Regions from separate parts of the Homo sapiens genome. Here region 1 is linked to region 2. Evidence: read pairs that join two places in POLR2A ChIA-PET (ENCODE). Cell type or tissue: B cell. All regions are shown on one strand. Links, peaks and the distances in the headings refer to the core of each region. The heading gives the core; the rest is flanking DNA.

Region 1 (15,997 bases), core at 6,333-10,332, 290 kb before region 2:
TAAATATTTTAGATTCTTTGGGCTCTCTCTTCCTCTGTGGCAACCACTGAATTCAACCCTGTTGCAGACATAGACAATAGATAAATGAATGGGCCCGGCTGTTTGTAGGTAGGTGAAAAATGGCTTCCCTTCACCTTTATAGGTTCTTTGGCTGGGCTACGAATTAAATTGACATGTAAACAGACAGGGCAAAAGCCATATTTAATTATGTACCTATGCAGGGGAGTCCCACAAAATACAAGACTCCAAAAAGGATCAGAGAGGCTGGGCCCAGTGGCTCATGCCTGTAATCCAGGCACTTTGGAAGGCCAAGGCAGGCAGATCACCTGAGGTTGGGACTTCCAGACCAGTCTGGCCAACATGGTGAAACCCCATCTCTACTAAAAATACAAAAAATAGCCGGGCGTGGTGGAAGGTGCCTGTAATCCCAGCTACTCGGGAGGCTGAGGCAAGAGAATCACTTGAACCTGGGAGGTGGAGAGCGCAGTGAGCTGAGATCACGCCATTGAACTCCAGCCTGGACCACAGAGCAAGACTCCCTCTCAAAAAAAAAAAAGTATCAAAGAAAAGAATAGGGGTTTGGGGCTTCTGGGAGGATGGTGGTAACACAAGTTATGGGAGGGTAAGGGGAGAAATTGTATGATGGAGAAAGTCTGTCTTGTTAAGCAAATAAAAAAGTCTTGCAGGTAATAAAAGTTGTCTCAGAGCAGCCCTCAGAAGGATACATGATTGGGAATGGTTTCACTCTTCCCTAGTTAATAAGATCGTAGGAAAGCATTCCTCTTTCTGTCTTTAGGCAGATAAGAGAAATTCAGAGAAAACCTCTCCTTCCCTGCATTTGCTGTTCCCCCAAGTGCCCTTATTTTGAAGCAATCAGCAGACAAAAGCGCATATCCCTGTGTTCCAATGAAATTTTATTTACGTACGCTGAAATTTGAATGTTTTATTTTCATAAGTCGTAAAATAGTTTTTCCCCCACCTAACTATTTAAAAATGCAAAAACAGAGCAGTGGTTCACGCCTGTAATCCCAGCACTTTGGGAGGCAGGAGGATTGCTTGGGCCCTGGAGTTCGAGACTAGCCGGGGCAACATAGTAAGACCTTGCCTGTGCAAATAATTTTTCTTGAGACGGAGTCTTGCTGTTGTTGCCCAGGCTGGAGTGCAGTGGCGCGATCTCGGCTCTTTGCAACCTCTGCCTCCCGGGTTCAAGCAATTCTTTTGCCTCAGCCTCCCAAGTAGCTGGGACTACAGGGGCCCGCCACCACACCCTCGCTGACCGGCTGCAGCGCGCAGGACAGCACGCCTGGGAGGGCGGTGCCAGGAGGCGGGCCTCGGATTGGGCCTCACGTAGTGGGCTGGACAGAGGATGGAGCCTCTTGGCGTAAGCGCGGTTGGGCGGGGCATTCCTGGATTGGCCCACTCCGGCGTCGCAGAACGCTTGGCGTATCGTCCTTCAGCCAATCAGCGTGGAGCTGCTGCCTCGCCCCGCCTCACGCCGGCGTCCTGGGGGCGCGGAGAGGGCGCCCAGGTTCACCGCGCTCTCAGCGCGCACTTCCGGGCACGGTCAGGGCGTGACGTCGGGAGGAGGGCAGGTAAGTGCCGGCGGGCGGAGGAGCGGGGAGGGCCGGGGGTCCGGCAGCCGCCTCACCCTGGCCTCGGAGCTGCCCGGCGCGCCCTTCCGCGTCGGGGGACGCGGAGCTGAGGACCCGATTTAGATGCCCGGAGCCGGCCCAGGTCCCAGCCAGGACCAAAGTCCCTGAGGCCCCAGCTGAGACCTCTGACCCAAGTGCCCGGGACCCGGTCCCATCCTAGCCCGGATCCATATTATGCCTGAAGGGTCCTGGGTTTTTGCATCGGGAAAATGGGACCAATAAGTCCCTATCTCACCAGATTTTATAAAAATGATTCTTGTAAAACCGTGAGCAGCAGAAATGACTAAACTGCCAAACGTTTAACTCGGCGTCAGGCGCTGCCCTGAATGCCTTAACCAGCCATTTTTACACATAAGGAAAATGAGGCTTAGAGAGAGAAAACAATTTGCCCCAAGTCAAGCAGATAGGAAGCAGCAGGGTGGAGCTCCGAGCCCAAGCCGTAAGCCCAGGACAAACAGGGTCGGTAATTACTTTTGCACCAAGGACCGGAGATATCTACACGCCCACCCGATAGCCCCGTCTGCCATTTACTGGGGTAACAAAACCATCTTAAGACACACACACACCCTCGAGCTCCTGTAAACGGAGTATTTGCTCTTTGCAGGCTCTTCCCGTGGGTTAGTTGATTCACAGCATCCCCAGAAAGTCAGTCTTGTCGTCGTCATTCGCCCTTTACCGGTGACGAAATACAAGCCCAGGGAAGCGCAGTCACTGACCAAGGTCACCCAGCTGATGAGGAGTGGAGCTGGGATTCAAGCCCAGGGAGCCGTGTCCCCTAACGCCTCAAGGGGCACTTAGCTATTTTGTTGGCAAAAGTATTTTTAGGTTGGAAGGGACCTTGGAATAATCCAATCTAAAGGACACACTTTATAGTTGGAGGATACAAGACTAAGGTGAGGGTAGAACAGTTTATATCCGGGACTTTGCACCACTGCCTCACCACCTCACTACACCACTCCCACTCCATCAGAAGCTCTTCCATCAGCTTCTTTCTTTCTTTTTGTTGGAGACAGAATCTCACTCTTGTCACCTTGGATGGAGTGCAGTGGCGTGATCTCGGTTCACTGCAACCTCCGCCTCCCAGATTCAAGCGATTCTCCTGCCTCAGCCTCTCCAGTAGCTGGGATTACAGGCGTACGCCACCAGGCCTGGCCAATTTTTGTATTTTTAGTAGAGACAGGGTTTCACCATGTTGGCCAGGCCGGTCTTGAACTCCTGACCTCAAGTGATCCACCTGCCTCAGCCTCCCAAAGTGCTGGGATTACAGGCGTGAGCCACCGAGTCCGGCCCCCAAGAATGGTTTTAAATTTTCTAGTAGTTGGGGAAAAATCAAAAGAATAATACTTTGTGACATGACGATTATGTGAAATTCAAATTTCTGTGTCCATCAATAAAATTTATATTGGCATGCAGCTACGCCCGTTCATTTATATATTGTTTGGGACTGATTTCTAGCTATGAAAGCAGAGTTGAGTTGTTGGGGCAGAGATAATCTGGCCTAAAAAGCTAGAAATACTTATTTTCTGGCCCTTGACAGAGAAACTTTGCCAATCTCTGTTCTAGAATACCCTTCACTGCTTCACAGAGTCTCTCTTTAGTGTAAACTAGAACTTCTTTCTTTTTTTTTTTTTTTTTTGAGATGGAGTCTCGCTCTATCGCCCAGGCTGGAGTGTGGTGGCGCAATCTTTGCTCACTGCAAGCTCCGCCTCCCGGGTTCACGCCATTCTCCTGCCTCAGCCTCCCGAGTAGCTGGGACTACAGGCACCCGCCACCACGCCCAGCTAATTTTTTGTATTTTTTAGTAGAGACGGGGTTTCACTGTGTTTGCCAGGATGGTCTCGATCTCCTGACCTCATGATCCACCCGCCTCGGCCTCCCAAAGTGCTGGGATTACAGGCGTGAAGAACTTCCTTCTATATGACCTAAAAGCCTCCCTTCCAAACATGAGAGGGGGTCTCACCACCCCTAGTTTGAGGAGCCCCTGCATTTCCCACCTGTGTCACCTGCACTGACTGTGACCCTTATGGAGCCTCATTCAGTTATCTCAGTTGTTTACCCAGTTGACATTTATCTGGGCCTGGCACTGTCCTAGGTGTTAGGGATATGGCACAGTGTGACCTGCCGGGGGAGACATAAACCGACACAGGGTGATATGATCAGAATTCCAGGAAACAAGTGACTATGGATTGGATGGTTAGATGAGTTCATTGGTTTTTTTTGTTTGTTTGTTTGAGACGGAGTCTCACTTTGTAGCCTAGGCTGGGGTGCAGTGGCGCCATCTTGGCTTACTGCAACCTCCGCCTCCCGGTTTGAGCCATTCTCCTGCCTCAGTTTCCCGAGTAGCTGGGATTACAGGCATGCACCATCACACTCGGCTAATTTTTGTATTTTTAGTAGAGATGGGGTTTCACCATGTTGGCCAGGCTGGTCTTGAACTCCTGACCTCAGGGGATCCACCTGCTTCAGCCTCCCAAACTGCTGGGATTACAGGTGTGAGCCACCGCACCTGGCCGGATGAGGTCTTTGATGGATATGATATGTAGGTCAAGACCTGTGACAGGGGGCTGGGTGCAGTGGCTTGTGCCTGTGATCCCAGCACTTTGGGAGGCCCTAGGTGTGTGGATCACCTCAGGCCAGGAGTTCCAGACTGGCCTGGTCAACACAGTGAAACCCTGTCTCTACTAAAAATACAAAAAAATTAGCCAGGCTTGGTGGCGGGTACCTGTAATCCCAGCTACTCAGGAGACTGAGGCATGACATCACTTAAACCCAGGAGGCAGAGATAGTGAGCCAAGATCATGCCACCCCACTCCAGCCTGGGTGATAGAGTGAGACTCCGTCTCAAAAAAAAAAAAAAAAAAAAAAAGCCTGTAACAAAGAGCTTGCAAACCTGAGGAACAGCAGGTGCAGGCCAGCTGCACTTGGCCTTTGAAGACAGCCAGGAAGCCAGTGTGGCTGGAACAGAGTGAACGAGAGATAGAGGGGTAAGAGTTAGGCTTGGAGAGGCAGGCAGGGGCCCCACAGGCCGTGGGAAGGGGTTTGACTTGATTCTAAAAACCATATGAATCATGGGAGGGGTTTAAGCAGGAGAGTGACACGTTTGTTCATATTAAAAGATCCCAGCTGGGCATGGTGGCTCACACCTGTAATGCCAGCACTTTGGGAGGTTGGGGCGGGTGGATCATGAGGTAAAGAGATCAAGACCATCCTGGGCAACATGGTGAAACCCTGTCTCTATTAAAAATACAAAATTAGCTGGGTGTGGTGGCGCACGCTTGTAGTCCCAGCTACTCGGGAGACTGAGGCAGGAGAATCACTTGAACCCAGGAGGTGGAGGTTGCAGTGAGCAGAGATCGCGCCACTGCACTCCAGCCTGGTGACAGAGCGAGACTCCATCTCAAAAAACAAAAAGATCCCCTGGGCAGCTGTGGGGTGAGCAAGTGTCAAGGGCAGAGTCGGGAGAGAGAAGACCGTGCTGGCCCACGTGAGTGATGATGGGTGCTGGACCCGGTGGGGGCCACAGAGGGATGAAAGTGTCAGATGTGATGCGTATATTGGCTGTAGAGTGGACGGGACTCTCTCTTTCTAAACAGACACGCCGCTTTTTGGATGCCTCCTATGCCTGGCGGGAGTCTTGTCTGAGCTGGCACCACCACACGGCCCACGACATCTTCGCAGGGAAGCCTGTGGACCCTCTGCCAGGCTCCACAAGAGGTCAGGACAGTGCAGTGTGTTCACAAGGCCAGTTTCTGATCGTCCGCCCCGAGGCTGAGGACCAGTAGGCAGCTCCCAAGATGGTGAGTAGACAGCCTCGTGTGCCCTGGGTTTCTCTCCCAGTCTTTGTAGGACCCTGGAAGCAGCCCCTCCTCCCCTCCCAGAGCTCTAAGATGATGATTTCAATCTCCGGGTCATCATCTTTTGGTGCAGTGGGTCTGAAATGTGGCTTTGCGCTAACATCACCCATGGGCACTTTTTAAATGTTTTTTTGTTTCATTTTCTTTTGTTTTTGAGACAGTCTCACTTTGTTGCCTAGGCTGGAGTGCAGTGGCACGCTCTCGGCTCACTGCAACCTCCGCCTTCTGGGTTCAAGCAAGCACGTCCCACTAATTTTTGTATTTTTAGTAGAGACGGGGTTTTGCCATGTTGGTCAGGCTGGTCTGAAACTCCTGACCTCAAGTGATCCACTACACTCAACCTAAATTTCCCCTTCCCCCTTTCCCCTCCCCCTCCCCTACCCCTTCCTTTCTCTTTCTTTCTTTCATTTTTTTTTAACAAGGTGAAATTCATATAACATAAAATTAACCATTGCAAGGCCAGGCACAGTGGCTCACGCCTGTAATACCAGCAGTTTGGGAGGCCAAGGCAGGCAAATCATTTAAGATTAGGAGTTTGAGACCAGCCTGGCCAACATGGCGAAACCCTGTCTCTACTAAAAATACAAAAATTAGGCTGGGCGCGGTGGCTCACGCCTGTAATCCCAGCACTTTGCGAGGTTGAGCTGGGTGGATCACCTGAGGTCAGGAGTTTGAGACTACCCTGGCCAACGTGGTGAAACCCCGTCTCTACTAAAAATACAAAAATTAGCCAGGCGTGTTGGCGGGAGCCTGTAGTCCCAGCCACTCTGGAGGGTGAGGCAGGAGAATCGCTTGAACCCGGGAGGTGGAGGTTGCAGTGGGCTGAGAACATGCCACCACACTCCAGCCTGGGCAACGAAAGCGAAACTCCATCTCAAAAAAAAAAATACAAAAATTAGTTGGATGTGGTAGCACATTCCTGTAGTCCCTGCTACTCAGGAGGCTAAGGCACGAGGATTGCTTGAACTCAGGAGGCAGAGGTTGCAGTGAGCCAAGATTGCACCACTGCACCCAAGCCTGCGTGACAGAGCAAGACTCTGTCTCAAAAAAAAAAAAGAAGAAAACAAGAGCGACTCTTCAGCCAGGCTCAGTGTTCTTTCTTGAGACCTGTGTTCAACGGTACTACATGTGTATCTGCCCAGTGGCAATGTTAAATACTTCTTACCGTCAATCACAGTCTCCAAAAGAGTGTGAAAGCCACCATAGGAGCATCTGAACCTCATGGAATTTTCCAAAGCAATGACAATGGGTTTTTTGCCCAAGTAGCCCTTCCCCAATCAGACACTGAGCCCAGCACTGTCCTCTAAAATGTCCCCAAGTCCCCCTTATCCAGGTCCTGCCCCCTGAGGCTGCACAAGTAGGTTTCCTGGAGGGAGCCTGTGTATTAGTCCAGTCTCACGCTGCTCATAAAGACATACCCAAGGGCTGGGCGCGGTGGCTCACGCCTGTAATCCCAGCACTTTGGGAGGTCGAGGTAGGTGGGTCACAAGGTCAGGAGTTCAAGACCAGCCTGGCCAATATGGTGAAACTTTGTCTGTACTAAAAATACAAAAAAATTAGCTGGGCGTAGTGGCACATGCCTGTAATCCCAGCTACTCGGGAGGCTGAGGCAGGAGAATTGCTTGAATCCGGGAGGCGGAGGTTGCAGTGAGATGAGATCGCACCATTGCACTCCAGCCTGGGCAACAAGAGTGAAACTCTGTCTCAAAAAAAAAAAAAAAAAAAAAAAAGACATACTCAAGCCTGGGTAATTTATAAAGGAAAGAGGTTTAATTGACTCACAGTTCAGCATGGCTGGGGAGGCCTCAGGAAACTTAACAATCATGGCAGAAGGGGAAGCAAACACATCCTTCTTCACGTGGCAGCAGCAAGAATGAGCAAGAGGAAAAGCTCCTTGTAAAACCATGAGGTCTCTCGAGAACTCATTCGCTGTCATGAGAACAGCATGATTCGCCCCCATGATTCGATTCAGTTACCTCCCACCAGGTCCCTCCCATGACACGTGGGGATTATGGGAACTACAATTCAAGATGAGATTTCGCCTGTAATCCCAGCACTTTGGGAGGCTGAGGTGGGTGCATCACTTGATGTCAGGAGTTCAAGACCAGCCTGGCCAACATGGTGAAACCCCATCTCTACTAAAAATACAAAAAATTAGCTGGGCGTGGTGGTGCATGCCTGTAATCCTAGCTACTCAGGAGGCTGAGGCAGGAGAATCGCCTGAACTCGGGAAACGGAGGTTACAGTGAGTCAAGATCGCACCACTGCACTCCAGCATGGGTGACAGAGCAAGACTCCATCTCTAAAAATTAATAGTAAAATAAAAAATCAGAAAAAATTTTTTTGAATGAGATTTGGGTAGGGACACAGCCAAACCATATCAGCCTCTCTCTGAGTCATGTCTCTGTTCTGCTTTGCAGGGTGAAAGGAAAGGGGTCAACAAGTACTATCCTCCAGACTTCAACCCTGAGAAGGTAAGCAGGCTCTCCGCTCCAGGTCCACAGTAGCAAAAAGACCCACGTCATCCCCTCTTGGGGTTAGAGCCACTGCTGCGGAAGGATGGGTGGCCCCCAAGGTCTTTTTGTCTTCTGCATGTCACCTGAGTCTCGAGGCTGTCTTCACTTTTGGGTGATAACTGTGGCTCTCCTCAGGGACCTGTAACTCCATGTCCACACTATACTAGAGTATAGTGTGTTTACAGCAGGGGCCCAGGATAAGGCAGAGCGCACAGATGAAGGGTCAGATCCCATGGCTTCCCCAGCTCCAGCACCTGTGGCGTCCTGGTTGTCCCCTCTGCCTGGAATCTCTTCCTCCATTTCACCATACTCTCACTTCCTTAAGTGCTTTTCTCACAGAGGTCCTCCCTGACCACTGTCTCGTTCTCTGTTGCATTGCTGAGCACTTTATATAATCTCATAGCCCTTATAACTCCCTCACTTATTCATTTATTTGCGTCTTGTCCATCTCCCCCGCTAGAACATTCTCTCCCTGAAGGCAGAGATGTTCATCTATCTTATTGTGGCTGTGTCCCCACACAGTAGGTGCTCAGTAAGGGCCCAAGTGTCCCAGCTGCCTCGTCCTGAGTATAGGATTTAGCCTCTCTATGCCAAAGTTTCTCCATACGTCAGAAGGGGGAAATAAAATGAGCTGACCTCACAGAATCATTGAGGGATAAATCCTAGCTACTCAGGAGGCTGAGGTGGGAGGATTGCTTGAGCCCAGGAGGTGGAGACTGCAGTGAGTCATAATCATACCACTGCACCCCAGCCTGGGCTACAGAGCCAGACCCTGCCTCAAAAAAAAAAAAAAAAAAAGCCGGCGCCATGGCTCACGCCTCTAATCCCAGCACTTTGGGAGGCCAAGGCAGGTGGATCACCAGGTCGAGAGTTTAAGACCATCCTGGCCAACATGGTGAAACTTGATCTCTACTAAAAATACAAAAATTAGCTGGGCGTAGTGGCCCACACCTGTAGTCCCAGCTACTTGGGAGACTGAGACAGGAGAATCGCTTGAACCCGGAAGGCGGAGGTTGCAGTGAGCCGAGATCACGCCACTGCACTCCAGCCTAGTGACAGAGCGAGACTCTGTCTCAAAAAAAAAAAAAAAAAAATAAGGTGATGCACATGAAGTCCCCAGCGAATGTTTGCCAGTCTTGTCACCTCACCTCATCTTCCCCATAAAACCTGGAAGTAATAATGACCATTATACGTAGTTGACAGACAAGGGAAACAGAGGCTCGGGAAGGCAAAACGTGAGGTCACTCGCCCAGGGTCCCCTGGCTCTTTCAGCTCATAAATGGGAACAGGGCTGGGCGCAGTAGCTCACACCCGGAATCCCAGCACTTTGGGAGGCCGAGGCAAGTGGATCACCTGAGGTCAGGAGTTGGAGACCAGCCTGGGTGACATGGTGAAACCCCGTCTTTACTACAAATACAAAAAAAATAGCCGGGCGTGGTGGCAGGCGCCTGTAATCCCAGCTACTTAGGAGCCTGAGGCAGGAGAATCACTTGAACCCGGGAGGCAGAGGTTGCAGTGAGCCAAGGTCATGCCATTGCACTCCAGCCTGGGCAACAAGAGCAAAACTCCATCTCAAAAAATAAATAAATAAATAAGAGAGGGACTATTCAAACTCACGTTCCTGGTTCCAAGCCTACATGTTCCAGTAAGACCTGGATGCCCCCTATTGCTATGAACACCCGTCCTGCAGGACATAAGAATCAAGGCCTCTCCCACCTGTGAGACACTTGTCCCAAAGCAGTGGGGGTGGCAGAAAATTGTGAGCTCCTCCAGCTCAGCAGCACTAATCCGCTCCTCATCCTCTCCACACAGCATGGCTCTCTCAACCGATACCACAACAGCCACCCGCTTCGGGAGCGGGCTCGGAAGCTGTCACAGGGCATCCTCATCATCCGGTAAGGCCCAGCATCACCTGAGGACCCCACCGTCCTGCCCCATTCCTTCAGTCTCAAGGAGAGTTCAGTGCCCTCATTGGCCCAGTGCTGCAGGGTCTTCATTCCATAAAGCAGAAAGTCACCGTATCAGTCAGTTATTGCCGTGTGACAAAACAATAAGCATTTATTATTGCTCACATGTCTGCAGCTCAGCAAAATATCTCTGCTGGGCTTGGAAGAGCTTGGCTGGGCTGGGCTAGGCTGGCCTGATCTGGGCTGGGCTCCCATGTGTTTCAGAGTTGGCTGGCTGGGGACTGGCTGGTTTAGCAGGGACTTGACCTGTACAGCTGGGCTCTGCTCCGTGTTGTATCTCAACCTGTAGCAGGCCAGCCTGGACTTGATCACATAGGACTCTCAAAAAAGACAGTGATCGTAGTTGGGCACAGTGGGTCACGCCTGTAAACCCAGCACTTTGGGAGGGTGAGGCAGGTGGATCACTTGAGACCAAGAGTTCGAGAGCAGCCTGGCCAACACAGTGAAACCCTGTCTCTACTGAAAATAGAAAAAATTAGGCTGGGTGCGGTGGCTCACACCTGTAATCCCAGCTCCTCGGGAGGCTGAGGCAGGAGAATCACTTGAACTAGGGAGCTGGAGGTTGCAGTGAGCCAAGACCATGCCACTGTACTGCAGCCTGGCAACAGAGCGAGACTCCATCTCAAAAAAAAAAAAAAAATTCGCCGGAATTGGTGGCGCACACCTATAATCCCAGCTACTTGGGAGGCTGAGGCATAAGAATTGCTTGAACCCAGGAGGCAGAGGTTGCAGTGAGCCAGGATCGCACCACTGCACTCTAGCATGGGGAACAGAGCAAGACTCTGTCTCAAAAAAAAAAAGTCGCAGCAGCACCCAAAGGCGGCTGTCCCTGGACCTGGTCAGTCTGCTTTCTAGCAGGCAGGAAGTTCCTGCTCAGTTACAATGGTTGTGATTCTTTTTCTTCCATATATCCATTTCCTGTGTAATGTGAGTGCAGCAACTCCCGTTAACAGGGCAGTCTAATACCCCACCCCTCAAATCACAACCGCGGCCAGAGTCGCAGGTGTGGAGACCCAGGGAGTGTCCAAGTGGACAAGTGCAAGTAAGATGCTGTCTGTCTTTGCAGATTCGAAATGCCATATAACATCTGGTGCGATGGCTGCAAGAACCACATCGGCATGGGTGAGCCTCTGCCCACCCTCCATTCAGTCCTGCAAACATCAGACCCCCTAACTGCTGGATGCCGCCGGGGTGGGGGTGGGAGGGTCCTGATCAGGAATGAGGGAGGAGACGGGCACCCGAGTGACTGGCTGGCCATGGAAGCCCCTTTGCAGAGGGATTAGGAAGCCAGGCTCTGGCTTCCAATCCCGTCTCTAACTCCTCCTAGTTGGGGAACCCTCAGCAAGTGACAGTGAGCCTCTTTGTACCTCATTTTACCCATCTGCAAAATTCAGATGGCAATGAAATTACCACCCCCGCCTGACCCCCTTCCAGGTGTTCGTTACAATGCAGAAAAGAAGAAGGTGGGCAATTACTACACAACCCCGATCTACAGGTAAGGGCGGCTTGGTGGCATCTTGGGAACAGGTGGGGTGGCCACAGGGCGAGGGGGCTACAAAGAGCCTGAGTTGCGGGGGGAACCCATTCCCTGCAGGACTCCTGGAAATCGCCCTGGTTGGTGAATCAGGGCACACCCCACCCCCGCAACCCTCCATGGCTCCCACCTTCCTCAGTAAAAGCCCAAGTCCTCCCCCTGGCTCACAAGGCACCACACACTCTGCCTGTCCTTTCTTCACCCTAACCTCCTCCTGCTGTCCCCCTCCCTGGCCTCCTCGTTGTCCCTCACACACCCCAGGGACACACCCACCTCTGTGCTTCCACCTGGAATGCTCTTCCCCAGGTAGCTCCAAGGCTCCTCCCTCACCCGGGGTTTCTGCTCAAACAGCACCCCTCAGAGACACCTTTTCTAAAGTGAGACTTGACACTGGTTGCTTGTGCCCTTGCTATCAAGGTGGGCCCTGCTGGGACGTCAGCCTTTCCATGAGCAAGTTGGCTTTTCCACTACTCAGCAATTTCCCCAGCAGCTGGCACTGAGCCTGCCACAGAGCAGCCTGTCTTGGGCGGGTTTGTTGAATAAATGAACTAGTGGACAAATGAATGAACAAATGAATGAACAGAATGAACAAATGATAAGTGAATTAACAAATGGATGGATGAGCAAATGAATGTATGAATTACTTTAACAAATGAATCAGTGAACCAACAAACAAATGCACTAATGAATGAACAAATGAATTAACGAATAAATGAACCAAAAAAATGGATGAGGGAATGAATGAATGAACAAACAGCTGAATGAACAAATGAATAAGCCAACTGCAGCCCCACTGACAGAAGGTCCGTTCTGGGTGCCCGGATGTGCCCCTTTTTGCCCGTGGCTCTACACGGCACACAGTGGGTGCTCAGTGAATTTTTGTCAAATGACACCATTGGGTGGAAGGAAGCAGGCAGAGGCGACAGGGCTGTCCTGGTGCACAGCCACAGCCTCCTGACTCCTGCCCACCGCTCCCTCCCAGGTTCCGGATGAAATGCCACCTCTGTGTCAACTACATCGAGATGCAGACGGACCCCGCCAACTGCGACTACGTGATCGTGAGTGGCGCCCAGCGCAAGGAGGAGCGCTGGGACATGGCGGACAATGAGCAGGTGCTGACCACAGGTGAGCGCCACCCACTTACCTGCCTGGGGGCCCTGGCCCTGAGTCTGCGCTGGGGCCCCCAAAGCCCAGCCGAGCTCTGATCGTTGCAGAGCATGAGAAGAAGCAGAAGCTGGAGACGGACGCCATGTTCCGGCTGGAGCATGGCGAGGCCGACCGCAGCACACTCAAGAAGGCGCTGCCCACACTGAGCCACATCCAGGAGGCCCAGAGCGCCTGGAAGGACGACTTCGCCCTCAACAGCATGCTGCGGAGAAGGTTCCGGGTGAGGGGGGCTCCAGCCCGGGGTCAGAGAGGATGCATGGTGGACCAAGGCCCGGGTCCAGCCCTCCCCCCACCACATCCTAGCTTTGAGCAGGCCACTGTACCCTCTGAGCCTCAGTTTCCCCATCTGCTACATGGTGACCATGCCCTGTCTTAATCCATTCTGGCTACTATAATAAAAAATACCATAGACAGAAACAGTAGAAATTTGGCTGGGCACAGTGACTCACGCCTGTAATCCAGCACATTGGGAGGATCGCTTGAGGCCAGGAGTTCAAGATCAGCCTGGGCAACATAGTGAGACACCACCCCCCCCCTCCCCCAGCATCTCTAAATAAATAAATAATAGAAATTAATTTTTTTTTTGTTTTGAGACAGTAGTCATCTCGCTCTGTCATCCAGGCTAGAGTGCAGTGGCGCAATCTTGGCTCACTGCACCTCTGCCTCCTGGGTTCAAGCAATCCTCCTGCCTCAGCCTCCAGAGTAGCAGGAATTATAGGTACCCACCACCACCACGCCTGGCTAATTTTTTTTTTTTTTTTTGAGACTGAGTTTCACTCTTATTGCCCAGGCTGGAGTGCAATGGCATGATCTTGGGTCACCGCAACTTCTGCCTCCCGGGTTCAAGTGATTCTCCTGCCTCAGCCTCCTGAGTAGCTGGGATTATAGGCATGCACCATCACGCACAGCTAGTATTCTTAGTAGAGACGGGGTTTCTCCATGTTGGTCAGGCAGGTCTCAAACTCCCATCCTCAGGTTATCTGCCTGCCTCGGCCTCCTAAAGTGCTGGGATCACAGGCGTGAGCCACCGCACCTGGCCAATTTGTGTATTTTTAGTAGAGGCGGGGTTTCACCATGTTGGCCAGGCTGGTCTCGAACTCCCAACCTCAAGTGATCCACCGTGGCCTACCCAAAGTGCTGGGATTACAGGCGTGAGCCACCGAGACCAGCCAAAATAAACAATAGAATTTTATTTCTCATGGTTCTGGAGTCTGCGAAGTCCAGGATCAAGGCGCTGGCAGATCCAGTGTCTGGTGAGGGCCCATTTCTCATAGGCGGTGGCTTCTAGCTGTGTCCTCATGTGGCAGAAGGGACAAACAAGTTCCCTTGAGCCTCCTTTTATAAGTCCAATAATCTCATTGGTGAGGACGTAGCCCTTCTGACTTAATTACTTCCCCAAATGCCTCACATCTTTTAACACTGTCAACGTTGAGGATTAAGCTTCAACATATCAATTTGGGGGACACAGACATTGAGACCATAGCTCACCCCTACCTCACCATGCCATGGGAGATACCTACCTGGTTGCCTCCTTTTATTTATTTATTTTTTTTCTTTTTGTGACTGGGTCTCACTCTGTTGCCCAGGCTGGAGTACAGCGGCAAATCATGTCTCACTGCAGCCTCGATGTCCCAGGTTCAAGCAATCCTCCCCACTAAGCCTCCCAAGTAGCTGGGACCCACAGGCATGAGCCATCACACCTGGCTAATGTTGGGTTTTTTGTGTTTTGTTTTTGCTTAGACTGAGTCTCGCTCGTCGCCCATGCTGCAGTGCAGTGGCATGATCCCGGCTCACTGAAGCCTCCACCCCAGGTTCAAGCAATTCTCCTGCCTCAGCCTCCCAAGTAGCTGGGATTCCAGGTTCCCACCACTGTGCATGGCTAATTTTTGTATTTTTAGTAGAGACTGGGTATCACCATGTTGGCCAGGCTGGTCTCGAAATCCTGGCCTCATGTGATCCACCCACCTCAACCTCCCAAAGTGCTAGGATTACAGGCGTGAGCCACTGCATCTGACCTGGCCACCACATTTTAAATGGAACCTCTTGGCTGGGCGCGGTGGCTCACATCTGTAATCCCAGCACTTTGGGAGGCTGAGGCAGGCGGATCACGAGGTCAGGAGATCGAGACCATCCTGGCTAACATGGTGAAACCCCGTCTCTACTAAAAATGCAAAAAAAAATTAGCCAGGTGTGGTGGCGGGTGCCTGTAGTCCCAGCTACTTGGGAGGCTGAGGCAAGAGAATGGCGTGAACCTGGGAGGTGGAGTTTGCAGTGAGCTGAGATCGTGCCACTGCACTCCAGCCTGGCCGACAGAGCAAGACTCTTGTCTCAAAAAAATATAGAATTAAACTAAATTAAAAAATAAATGGAACCGCCCAGCCCATCCCCTACCCACCTGTCCTGCATTTTTTTTCTCCTTATCACTGTCTCACCACTAGAGGCCAGCTCCACCAGGGCAAGGGTTTTTCCCTGCCTGCCACTGTATGCCGAGTGTCCAGAACAAAGCCTAGCACAAGGTGGGTATCCCAGAAATATTTGTGGGATGAGGCCGTGCGTGGTGGCTCACACCTGTAATCCCAGTGCTTTGGGAGGCTCAGGTGGGAGGATTGTTTGAGGCCATGAGTTGGAGACCAGCCTGGGCAACATAGTGAGACCCCATCTCTACAAAAAAAAATTTTTTTTTTTTTTTGAAACAGTCTCCCCCCTTTCGCCCTGGCTGGAGTGCAGTGACAACGATCTCAGCCCACCGCAACCTCCACCTCCCCGGTTGAAGTGATTTTCATGCCTCAGCCTCCCAAGTAGCTAGGACCATAGGCGCATGCCACCATGCCTGGCTAATTTTTATATTTTTAATAGAGACAGGATTTTGCCTTGATGGCCAAGCTGGTCTCAAACTACTGGCCTCAAGGGATCCACCCGCCTCAGCCTCCCAAAGTGCTGGGATTACAGACATGAACTACCAGGCCCAGTCTCTACAAAAATAAATGTTTTAATTAGCTGGGCGTGGTGGTGCACATCTGTAGTACTGGATACTTGGGAGGCTGACATGAGAGAATCGCTTGAGCCCAGGAGTTCGAGGCTGCAGTGAGCTATGATTGTGCCACTGCACTCCAGTCTGGGCGACAGAATGAAACTGTCTCAAAAAGAGTAAATGAGACCCCGAGAGTTGGAGCAGTGCCCCCTAGTACACAGAAGAGACAGGGCTTTGACACCCCCTATCTCTGGTGTTCTTGGCCCTCAACACAGGAAAAGAAAAAAGCCATCCAGGAGGAGGAGGAGAGAGACCAGGCCTTGCAGGCCAAGGCGA
Region 2 (4,000 bases), core at 1-4,000:
GCGTTTTGCTCTTAATTGCCCAGGCTGGAGTGCAATGGCATGATCTCGGCTCACTGTAACCTCCACCATCTAGGTTCAAGCGATTCTCCTGCCTCAGCCTCCCGAGTAGCTGGGATTACAGGCATGTGCCATCATGCCCGGCTCATTTTGTATTTTCAGTAGAGACGGGGTTTCTCCATGTTGGTCAGGCTGGTCTTGAACTCCTGACCTCAGGTGATCCACCCACCTGGGCCTCCCAAAGTGCTGGGATTACAGGCATGAGCCACTGCACCCGGCCCCCTTTTTTTTTTGAGACGGAGTCTCACTGTGTTGCCCAGGCTGGAGTGCAGTGGTGCCATCTCAACTCACTGCAACCTCCACCTCTCAGGTTCAAGTGATTCCCCCACCTCAGCCCCTCAAGTAGGTGGGATTACAGGCATGTGCCACCATGCCCAGCTAAGTTTTTGTATTTTTTTTAATAGAGATGGGGTTTCGCTATTTGGCCAGGCTGGTCTCGAACTCCTGACCTCAGGTGATCCACCCACCTCCACCTCCTAAAGTGTTGGGATTACAGGCGTGAGCCACCTCACCCGGCTGAGATGCAGACTTTGGAATCTGACTACCTCAGTGCTCAGCTCCAGCACACCAGCTCTGTGACCTTGGGCTAGTCACTTTCCCTCTCTGGGCCTCAGTTCCCTCGTCTGTAAAACGAGATAATAATAGAAGTTACCACTTCCTGCTATACCTAGCACATAGAGTGACCACCTTTTCTCTGTCTGCTCGGGACTGTGGCAATTTTTTTGACAGGCCCATGTTCTGGAAACCCCCTTGGTCCTGGGCAAATACAAATGGTTGCTCACTCTGCTGATAGATAAGTTCAAGTACCAGCTAGGCGCAGTAGCTCTAATCCCAGCACTTTGGGAGGCCGAGGTGGGCAGATCACCTAAGGTCAGGAGTTCAAGACCAGCCTGGCCAAGATGGTGAAACCCCGTCTCTACTAAAAATACAAAAATTGGCTGGGCTTGGTGGCTCACACCTGTAATCCCAGCACTGTGGGAGGCCGAGGCGGGCGGATCACGAGGTCAGGAGATCGAGACCATCTTGGCCAACATGGTGAAACTCTGTCTCTACTAAAATACAAAAAATTAGCTGGGCATGGTGGCGCGTGCCTGTAATCCCAGCTACTTGGGAGGCTGAGGCAGGGGAATCGCTTGAACCCAGGAGGCAGAGGTTGAAGTGAGCTGAGATCGTGCCACTGCACTCCAGCCTGGCGACAGAGCAAGACTCTGCCTCAAAAAAAAAAAAAAAAAAATTAACCAGGTGTGGTGGTGGGTGCCTGTAATCCCAGCTACTCAGGAGGCTGAGGCAGGAGAATTGCTTGAACCCAGGAGGGAGAGGTTGCAGTGAGCCAAGATCACACCACTGCACTCTAGCCTGGGCCACAACGAGACTGTCTCAAAACGAAAAACAAAGGAAAAAAAAAAAGATAAGTTCAAATACCCTTGACTCAGGCCCTGGGCCCATCACGCTCGCCTGTCTCTCCCCCAGCTGGAACCGGAGCTGAAGACCATACCCCTGACCCCTGTTGAGATCCAAGATTTGGAGCTAGCCACTGGCTACAAAGTGTATGGCCGCTGCCGGATGGAGAAAGAAGAGGATTTGTGGGGCGAGTGGAGCCCCATTTTGTCCTTCCAGACACCGCCTTCTGGTGAGGATATCTGGGCTTGCCCTCAATCCACGCCCCTCCCACCCCCAGAAGTCTGTCCAATCATGTCCCACTCATTTGTTCCCCGTTTCCTCATCCTTGCCAGCTCCAAAAGATGTGTGGGTATCAGGGAACCTCTGTGGGACGCCTGGAGGAGAGGAACCTTTGCTTCTATGGAAGGTGAGCTTCAGGCACCAGTTACATTTCTCTGCACGTGTTAGGAAACCCCTAAATAACAATGACATAAGGCCGGATGCAGTGGCTCACGCTTGTAATCCCAACACTGCTGTGGGAGGCCGAGGAGGGTGGATCACTTGAGGTCAGCAGTTGGAGACCAGCCTGGCCAACATGGTGAAACCCCATCTCTACTAAAAATACAAAACTTCACGGGGAGTGGTCGTGGGCGCCTGTAATCCCAGCTACTCTGGAGGCTGAGGCAGAAGAATCACTTGAACCCAGGAGGTGAAGGTTGCAGTGAGCCGAGATCACACCACTGCACTCCAGCCTGGGCAACAAGAGTGAAACTCCGTCTCCAAAACAAAAAACAAACAAAACCCAATGACATAAACAAGACAGAGTTTACCATGCTGCCCCCTTGAGGTTGCTTCGAAGATTCAAGGATGGGTTGCTAAAGTGGTCAGCACAGGGTGGGGCATGGAGCAAGTCTCCACCAATGTCAGCTGCTTCCGAGAGGTCTGAGCCATAAGGATGGGTGCAGATATTCCGGGCAGGGGCAGCAGATGCAAAAACCTGACAGCGAGACTGGAGCTCAGCTCCAGAAAATATAACACAGTGTGCTAAGAGTTTATTTATTCATTTATTTATTTTGAGATGGAGTCTCGCTCTGTTGCCCAGGCTGGAGTGCAGCAGCGTCATCTCATCTCAGCTCACTGCAACCTCCACCTCCCAGGTTCAAGCCATTCTCTGCCTCAGCCTCCCAAGTAGCTGGGATTACAGGTGCCCCCCCACCACGCCCGGCTAATTTTTGTATTTTTAGTAGAGATGGGGGTTTCACCATCTTGGCCAGGGGGGCCTTGAACTCCTGACCTCATGATCCAGCCACCTCGGCCTCCCAAAGTGCTGGAATTACAGGCGGGAGCCACCGCGCCTGGCCTGTGCTAAGAGTTTAAATGCTAGTATCAAAAGGGTATTAATAGGCTGGGCATGGTGGCTCATGCCTGTAATCCCAGCACTTTGAGAGGCTCAGGTGGGCAGATCACTTGAGGTCAGGAGTTCGAGACCAGCCTGGCCAACATGGTGAAACCCCATCTCTACTAAAAATACAAAAATTAGCTGGGCCTGGTGGCAGGCACCTGTAATCCCAGCTACTTAGGAGGCTGAGACAGGAGAATCGCTTGAACCTGGGAGGTGGAGGTTGCAGTGAGCTGAGCTCGAGCCACTGCACTCCAGTCTGGGCAACAAGAGCAAGACTCTGTCTCACAAAAAAAAAAAAAAAAAAGGTATTATAAAATGGCTGACAAGGTGCAATTATCCTCACTGATTCAAATCTGTGAAGCACCTGCTATGTGCCAGGTGGCATTGCTTGACCCTTGCTCTCAGTAAATAAGCAAAGGAACACGATGACAGGTGTGGTTTTCCACCTTCTTAGACCACACAATCCAGTATCTTTTATTTATTTATGTATTTGAGATGGAGTGTCACTCTTGTTGCCCAGGCTGGAGTGCAATGGGGCGATCTTGGCTCACCGCAACCTCCGCCTCCTGGGTTCAAGCGATTCTCCTGCCTCAGCCTCCTGAGTAGCTGTGATTATAGGCGCCCGCCACCACACCCGGCTAATTTTTGTATTTTTAGTAGAGACGAGGTTTCACCATGTTGGCCAGGCTGGTCTCGAACTCCTGAAATCAGGTGATCTGCCCACTCGGCCTCCCAAAGTGCTGGGATTACAGGTGTGAGCCACCGTGCCTGGCCGATATTTTAAAAAATTAAATCAGCAAACTAGAGTTCAAGGACCAACTGCCTGTTTTCAGAAATACAGTTTGATTGGAACCAAGACCAGGGTTAGGGAGGTGAGCAGGGTAGGGTCACACAGGTGCAGGATCAAATCCTGTTTTTACTTTAAAATCTTGATATTTTGGACCGAGTGGGTGGCTCATACCTGTAATCCCAGCACTTTGAGAGTCTGAGGCAGGAGGACCACTTGAGGCCAGGAGTTCGAGACCAGCCTGGGCAACATAGCAAGCTACCCATCTATACAGAGAATAAAACATTACCAGGGGCCGGGCACAGTGGCTCAGCCTGTAATCCCAACACTTTGGGAGGCCGAGGCGGGTGGATCATAAGGTCAGGAGTTCAAGA

Evidence for each region. ChIA-PET counts read pairs that join two places held together with the same protein. Peaks named below come from ENCODE experiments on the same cell type or tissue, not always from the same donor. Only the 100,000 strongest peaks of a DNase experiment are listed, where the experiment ranks them.
Region 1: POLR2A ChIA-PET joins it to region 2 with 6 read pairs; 3 of 35 experiments call an interaction of 5 or more read pairs at or near these places.

What each region holds. Positions count from the first base shown.
Region 1 is chr19:13,746,363-13,762,359 of GRCh38, forward strand. It overlaps YJU2B (YJU2 splicing factor homolog B), which reads left to right and starts at 1,533. Exons shown (of 10, transcript NM_030818.4): 1 at 1,533-1,592; 2 at 5,246-5,449; 3 at 7,927-7,980; 4 at 9,835-9,917; 5 at 11,056-11,111; 6 at 11,424-11,484; 7 at 12,506-12,648; 8 at 12,738-12,910; 9 at 15,937-15,997. The coding sequence starts at 5,447. RefSeq lists a silencer at 1,514-1,823. In B cell, for the core only: no CTCF peak of the experiment used is centred there; no DNase peak of the experiment used is centred there.
Region 2 is chr19:14,040,926-14,044,925 of GRCh38, forward strand. It overlaps IL27RA (interleukin 27 receptor subunit alpha), which reads left to right. Exons shown (of 14, transcript NM_004843.4): 5 at 1,528-1,687; 6 at 1,791-1,864. Among named protein-coding and RNA genes, the nearest start is that of IL27RA, 11 kb to the left of the region's middle. RefSeq lists an enhancer at 1,894-2,394. In B cell, for the core only: a CTCF peak has its summit at 2,316 (motif pointing left); DNase peaks (open chromatin) are centred at 1,928 and 2,286; H3K27ac peaks cover 1,801 bases.